Linked DNA regions of Homo sapiens: region 2 is linked to region 1. The links are chromatin contacts, found by Hi-C or POLR2A ChIA-PET in ENCODE. All regions are on one chromosome and are shown on one strand. Each heading gives the region's core, a stretch centred on a gene start or an enhancer-like site at or near the end of the contact. The rest is flanking DNA. Distances are from core to core; before and after follow the strand shown. Region 1 holds the start of MOB4 (MOB family member 4, phocein). Region 2 holds the start of PLCL1 (phospholipase C like 1 (inactive)).

Region 1 (3,714 bases), core at 755-3,254:
TCCCGGGTTCAAGCGATTCTCCTGCCTCAGCCTACCGAGTGGCTGGGATTACAGGCGCCCGCCACCACGCCCAGCTAATTTTTTGTATTTTTAGTAGAGACGGGGTTTCACCGTGTTGGCCAGGCTGGTCTTGAACTCCTGAACTCAGATGATCCGCCTGCCTCCACCTCCCAAAGTGCTGGGATTACAGGCGTGAGCCACCGCACCCAGCCCTCTATTATAGTTTTTAATTTTTTTTCTTTTGACCCAATAGGGAAGGAGATACGGTTCTAAATATATCATTTTAGAACAGATCCATTTCACTAAACGAAATTCATGTGATAAACAAGATAGGACAAACTACGGCGTAAGCAGTCTTTTTCATTTTTTATCCTTTTTCTGTTATATTTTATCTAACAACCTTGATCCATGACAATGTGAAAAAAAAAGACAATAAGTTTTCTTCTATGTGACTTACAGCAACATAGCAAGTATGTTACGATATTAAATATTTTATTTTCTAACCTTTCAAAATTAAGAACTTATGAATAAATGAGATGACTCTCAGAATATGAACAGAAAAGTCTACTTCTGAACATAAAAATGTAATCAGAAACAATGTTTCCACAGAATAAGATGTAAAGGTATCTGAGAAAAGAGCATGAGGAAGAAAAGTGTGGAAACGGTAAAAAGCAAGCATATGTAACGGATAAATTTCCAGTAGTATGAAAACAAAACTGTCAGTAGGAATAACTGACAGCTTAATGTGACTCCAAAATAAGACTTTAAAATTTTCTCTGAAATTCAGCACTAGAAGCAGCTTGTTAAAGAGAACAGGTCACCAGTGAATTAAGAATCAGGAGACTATGTATCCTTGGGCAAATCCACTTAATTCTCTTGGGCTTCAGTTTCCTTATCTGTAACATGAATCTGGGGAGGTAATCAATACCTGTATGCCCCCTTCGAAAGGTGTTCTTTCCATAATTCTGTATAAGAAATTAAAATCTATTCTCAGACATACAATCATAGCTCCACGATTGTTTTGTTTCAATTTTCATTTGCATCACTTTTTAACATTTTATAAACACATCTCTTCCGATTTCAGAGCATCTAGTCTATAGCAAGCCATTTCGGCTAGCAATTAATCAGTTCAAGTCTGGATGCCAATTTTATTTATTTATTTTTAATGTGAGGCATCCCATCTTTTCCAAACCCTAAGAAACAATGCCTAATCAAGCACCAATTTACCACACATAATGCCCTACAAAAAAGCTGACAAAATTATAATCAGTTCATTCTCTGACTATGCTTCACGCATATTAGCAAGGAATGACATCTAACAAGTCACAACTTAGTGATGAAAACTTGCTGGACCAGAGAACAGCTCCAGGGAAAGCGGCAGGGAGAGGTGGTCAAAGGGAAACAAGGAGGAGAATATCGGCACCCGGATCCGGCTAGACAAGCTGGATGGCAGGAAACGGGTAGGTACTTCCCAGGCCAGGTAGGAACTGGACGCCGGGTCGAGGTAGGCTGTGTTTACACCCCCTCCCACCTCAGCGGCCCCGACCTTCAGGAAACCCCGGGGGTCTCCACCAGGCTGGTCGCGCCCCTCCAATGCTAGTCAGCTGGGGCTCAGGGGCAAGGCGAGAAGAAGCCGTTGCTGCTGACAGGCTCGCAGCCCAGGGCTTCGGCAGGCAGGTACCACCAGCAGACCCCACCCGCCCCTCACGCCTACCCCTGGGTCGGAGCTCCGCAGGCCTCACGGCGGCCGCCACCGCCTCAGCCAAATTGAGGGGCTGCAGCTCCGGAAGAGCAGGCCGGGCACCAGTGCCCCAGCCCGCCCGCCTGCCGCCTCGGCCCAACCTCCCCGCAGTGGCGGCCAGCTTCCGGGCGCAGCACTGCTCGGCACCTAGTTGCCCGACAAGAAAAGTGCAGACATGGTACCTGCGCCTTGGTGCCCGGCCTGTTCCGCCTCAGCACTGCCGTCCCCTCCGCCATGACCATAGTGCCAGCGTCTAGGCGGCTGGAGTCGGTACCCGGATGTAGGGACGGCAGCCTGCGCGGGGGGCGGGGCAGAGCGGCGCTCTGCGTCTGGGAGGAGGAGCGGCAGCTGACGGAACAGCTGCAGCCTGCGCCGGGAGCCGTCCGGGTAGAAGCGGGCTAGGCGGAGGGAGAGGGCGAACGAGGAACAGCCGGACGGCGTCGGGTGGCTACTGGCAGGGACTGAGGCACCGGAAGGCGGGCGCCACGAGCCTCTTTGCGAGGGCTGCGGGGCGGTTTGAAAGGTCGTGATCGCAGCGACCGCTGCGGCAGTGTGCACGGCTGCGTTGCACGTTGGTATGGGCTCTCGTTAGTTACACGGGAAGAACGAACTTCGTATAGTGGCGACCGTTTCAGTAAACCCACCTGCAAGCAAATACTTAGAGAACCGTAATTCTGTCCCAGAAGCCACCTAAGGAATCAGGGTAGAAAACAGGCCAGCAGTCTTGGCAAATTCTATAGAACCTGCGTGAAATCGACCCAATCTGAAATCAGACGGGGGATTTGAGTGTCAGTGTTATTTACGCCATCCGGCGACTTCAAAGCCAAGGACTTTTTCAATGACAAGTTTGTTTACGTAGATAAAAGACGCAGATGTCAATTATGTGAGATGAAGAGTGGACATCTGGTTTTGTGCGTTAGGCAGACAGATTTAGCTCGTGTTTTTCAAGTCAGAAGCAGGAGGAGGAAATTAGTAGTCCTTGACAGGTGGTGAGGGTTTTACATCTTACAGGATTCCACATTTCCTTTGTTGCAAATTTTAAGTGTTCTCTCTTAAGAAACCACAGCATTTTCGCAAACTTTTTTTCCTGCTTAGAAACCTTGAATCTTTTATCTGGGGTGAGGGAGGCCTTGGGATAGCAGATGGGAAGACAGTTCAAAAAGTAAAAAACGCATACAGTAGCATGATTTCCAAAAGAAGAAAACATCAAGTGTCCCTAGATAGAAGGTGTATTGAGAATGCTGAGGGAAGGGCCATGTAACAGCTTCCAGAAATGGAATTTGAGAGGAGAGGAGAGGTTGAGTGGGTCTCTAGCTGAGTAATTGTCAGTGACTTAGAACTAGGCATTGAAGGGTTTAACAACAGGAAGTTGGTTCTCTCTGGAAGATGTATTGACTGGTAACTCTTCAAGAATAGGGACTTAATTTTGCCCTCCCAGAACCAGCGTCTACATATGAAAAGATTATTCGTTCAACAGATACTCATTAAGCCCCACTATATGGTAGGCACTAATGTACAAGTATGATAAGGCTCAGTCCTTCACTACAAATTGCCTTGACTCCAGCAACAGAGACGTGCAAATCACAAATTCTTATACAGGTTAAGTACCCCTCATCTTAAAGTTTGGGACCAAAACACTTTCAGATTTCTGATTATTTTGGATTTTAGAATATTTGCATATACATAATGAGATTTCTTGGGGATGGAACCTAAGTTTAAATGTGAAATGCATTTGTTTCCTATACACCTTACACACATAGCCTGAAGTTACTTTTATACAATACTTTAAATAGGCCGGGAGCGGTGGCTCACACCTGTAATCCCAGCACTTTGGGAGGCTGAGGGGGGCAGATCACTTGAGGTCAGGAGTTCCAGACCAGCCTGGCCAACATGGTGAAATCCCATCACTACTAAAAATACAAAAATTAGCCAGGCGTGGCGGCAGGCGCCTATAAAACTTCAAATAATTTTGT
Region 2 (3,727 bases), core at 1,046-3,545, 290 kb before region 1:
TGTATATTCCTTATACTCCATTACTTTTGTTTTTTACAACATTATAGAGCCGTTTGCTCTTTATTGTCATATATTTTAAAGTCTCTTGCAGTGCCTGTTTTACACACACAGGACACCATGTAGTATCAATACAGTAGAATCCAAAATGTATGTGTTTCCTAATTGTGATGTTTTTTAAGTTTGAAAACAGTGTGCTTTCTGACCTGTGGGTTAAAAACAAAATAGTAATTTCCCTTTGTCCAAATTCACACCCAGAATAGAACACTCCTGTTACATAATCAAAAAGCCACAAAATAACAGAAACTACTACAAGCCATTTGTAATTACCACCCACTCTTCTTTATATATTATAGAAACCTCTCCACTGATTTTAAACTTCCATGTGTCAGTGTTGGGAAAAAGACTTTACTGGAGCCACATTCTGTGGTTAGTCTACCTAAGCTGGTGCTGGGAGCTTGCAACATGCGTGATGCACTGGTTACGCAGCTTAACCCTGAACAGAGCTTTTGAATATATTAGTGAACCCAATAAATTCAATAGTAAGTAAAAGTCCATCTTTCATTGTCATTGAGGGATGTGTGTGTGTGTATGTACACACACACATATATACTTACATATATACATACATACATATCGTTTTATACTGACTGCTCCACCAAAATCAATTTTAATCTGACATACATTTGATTGATTACTCACATGCATTTACACTGAGGCCCTTTTCCAGAGCCTGTGCGAGGGTTCTTTCCTAAATAACCTTACCCCAAAGTCATGCTCCCAAAAGAGGAAATCTCGAACAGAAGAAACAAGCCCCAAGTGGAAGGAAGATGGAAAGAGAAAGGGGAGGAAAGAGGTTTACAAATTCCTTGCCAAATGGATGGAGAGAAATTCTGTGAGGTGATTAGCGGGTCAGGAAGCGTTTTCCCTGGATGTGGTGGTAACCACAAGGACCAGTGATAATGCTTGGGGGATTGATTGCTTTCCGGTTGTGCTTTCTGCAGCGCAAAAACTCTGGGCTCTTGCATTGCTCTTTACTGTGATGCAGGGTCCACTTAAAACTCTGCCTCCCTACCGGGAAAGTTCACACATCTTGGGATTTCGGGATCATTTAAGTCTAGAGGGATTCTTTTTTTACACTTGAGAGTAAGCTGTGCATTTTCTTCATTGTATGGGAAAAGCTAACCCTTCATTGGAAAGCAATGCACAACCATCCGGTGGGTCTGCATTTATCCAGAGTTCTCCCTTCCTCCCTCCATCAACGGTTTAGTGAAGCTTGCAGAGAAAATGAGGGAAAGCATCCATCAGAACGCAAAGACGCAGAGCGGAACTTTTCCTCTGCCGTCAGTGGGGAGAAAAAGTCACTTGTGCGTCTCGTGGCTGACAGCTGAGTCTGGGAACCTCCGGATAAGGAAGGAAGGTTTGGCGTTGAAGGAGGTGGGAGAAAACAATGCTGAGCCCGGATGCCTCCGGACACCGCACATCCTGCCCGGGTCCCTGACCCACCCATCACCCACAGCCACGCTCCCGGTGCGGCGCGGCTTTGCTTACCTTGATGATGCTGCTGCGCCGGGGGGTCGCCCGTGCTGCCTCCAGGAGGCCCGCCTCGCTGTCCGCTGGGGTCCCCGCGGCGCCTGGCAGTGCGACCCCGCTGCGACGGTCCCTCATCCGGCCCCCAGAGGCCGCCGTCACGCAGTCCCCGGCGGCATCCGGGCCCACTCGGGGGTCGTCTTCGCCCCCCGCCGCGTCGGGCGGCGCCGGATCCTCCCTGCCGGCCGCGCCCTCGGCCATGGCCTGGAGCGTTTAGGGCTCCCCGGGGGAAAGCGGGACGCCCGGCAGCGGAGTCCAGCCGCTAGGCACCGGTGCGCTCCTGCACCGGGAGGCGGCCCCGCCAGACTTTGTTTCACCGCCCAGCGGCGGCAGTGGCGGCGGCGGCGGCGGCGGCGGCAACTTTCTGGAGAGGGGACATCGCTCGGGCAGAGACGTCCTCGGGCTTCGGTCTAGGAGGCTAGCAGTCCGGCGGGGGACGGTGGCGGGAGTGGGGAGGCGATGTGAGCGGGAGGCAGAAGGAGAGGCGAAAAAGAGAGGGAGGTATCCGAAATGTGATGCAAACGCCGGCCCTGCGCCAGACAAAAGGCACCGGGCGCCCAGCCAGGCGGCCTCTGGAGCCCGGACGCCGGCGGCCCGATAGGGGCCAGAGCCGGGCGACTGCGGCCGGGCGCACCCGCCACCTGCCCGCGGACTGCGGCGCAGCGGTCCCAGGAAGTGCGGCGGCGGCGGCGGCCTCCACTCAGCTCTGTTGTGACAGGGAGGGAGACTTGTTTTGACAGCCCTTGGGGATTGGCAGGCGTCTGGGCCTCTTAGGAGCCTCGCCTCGCCGAGGGGGCTCGGCCCGACCAATCCTCACTGCGGAGGGGTGTGCCCGAGCGCGAAGAATGGAATGTGTTCTGCAACTGGGAGCCGGCCCAGCGGGGCTAATGTACTCGAGCCAGGGTGTACCCGCGCGCGCGCGTGTGCAAACCCGGAGGCGCTCCGTGTATATTTTAGGAAGTTTAGATTTGCGAAATGAGCCTGAGATGCAACAAAAATCCAGGTTGGGTGAAGGAGAGGGGAGAAAGAAACCTTCTTCTGCCAAACAAAGCAATTTGGAGGAAAGTGGGTATTGAGTATGAATGTCTAAGCGTTTGGGGTGACGGGGTGAAGCTTTGCGTGGTCACAGGTTAATTGCAGGCTCTCAGGCCAATTCTTAGAAGTCAAGTCCATGCAGAGATAAACTAGGGTTTACTGGGATCTTGGGGTTCCATAATTTGCTTCAGGTTCCAGGAAAGGATTCTAAGGTCATTCTGCAGTGTGAGTAAATATAACAAGGAAAGGGAGTCAGTGAAAGAGATGAGGGTGAAAGGAAACTGAACCAACTAAATCCCTCCGAAGACTGACTCTTAAAAAGCACAGATATAATCCAAGTCAGATAAATGCAGGTGGGGAGTTTAGTCTCTATCCTAAAACATTCCTATTTGACAATGGTTCAGCCTCCTTTCTCTATATAATCCTATATAAAAACATATTTTGCTCATTTCCAGTAAGCTAGCAACCAAGAAGGGAGAGATCTTTGGATGATGAGTTAAGTCACTGAAATTATCCACAGAATGCTCAGATGCAAACCATGGTCCTAAGGCTCCCTGGTAAGACAAAAGACTTGGCATTTTAATTTTAAACTCCTTTGATATTAGAATCTATATTAAACCTCACTTATAACATTACATTTTATCTTATTAATAATTTAATAATTTGAGATTTTACTTGTTCCTTAGTCTGGCTAACAGCATGAGAAATTATTCAGCATTTTAGACCAACAATTTGGTTTGAATCTCATAATTTTAGAGATATATGGGGATTTAGGGATCAACTAGGACATCATTTTTGTTTTACGGTTGAGACAAAGGCCCAGGGAGTCTTGTCTACTAGTTAGTGCAGGAGCCAAAATTAGAATCAGCCACCCAACTCCTCCGATAATCTCTTCACTACTTTATCTGTCTCCTCTGGGCTACAACCAGCCAGAACTGGCAGGGGCACTTGGGAGGTTTCAGATTTGACATTTATCAACTACTAGGGAATACTGAGAAGGCTTGACTTTGCCTTTTCTTTAAACATAAATGCAGCCTAGTAATGAATGTACTGTAGAGAGTAGCAGTGACCTCTGGTTTTAGAACCAACACCACCCTCTAGTGAG

Evidence for each region. A loop is a pair of places that touch in the nucleus more often than their neighbours do. ChIA-PET counts read pairs that join two places held with the same protein, here RNA polymerase II (POLR2A). Pooled maps may share reads with other maps.
Region 2: a pooled map shows a loop between it and region 1 (4-fold over the local background). The contact joins the promoter of PLCL1 here to the promoter of MOB4 in region 1. A Hi-C loop is called at or near these places in 1 of 37 single-sample maps with no recorded cell type and 10 of 50 pooled maps. POLR2A ChIA-PET finds 5 or more read pairs at or near these places in 3 of 52 experiments (PC-3, T-cell and activated naive CD4-positive, alpha-beta T cell).

The regions. Positions count from the first base shown.
Region 1 is chr2:197,514,356-197,518,069 of GRCh38, reverse strand. It overlaps MOB4 (MOB family member 4, phocein), which reads right to left and starts at 2,004. Exons shown (of 8, transcript NM_015387.5): 1 at 1,924-2,004. The coding sequence starts at 1,983. All of the region lies in intron 2 of HSPE1-MOB4 (HSPE1-MOB4 readthrough), which reads right to left. RefSeq lists a silencer at 1,946-2,165.
Region 2 is chr2:197,803,161-197,806,887 of GRCh38, reverse strand. PLCL1 (phospholipase C like 1 (inactive)) reads right to left here and starts at 2,295. Exons shown (of 6, transcript NM_006226.4): 1 at 1,549-2,295. The coding sequence starts at 1,788. LOC105373828 (a long non-coding RNA gene) reads left to right here and starts at 2,342. Exons shown (of 4, transcript XR_001739850.3): 1 at 2,342-3,179. RefSeq lists a silencer at 2,119-2,248.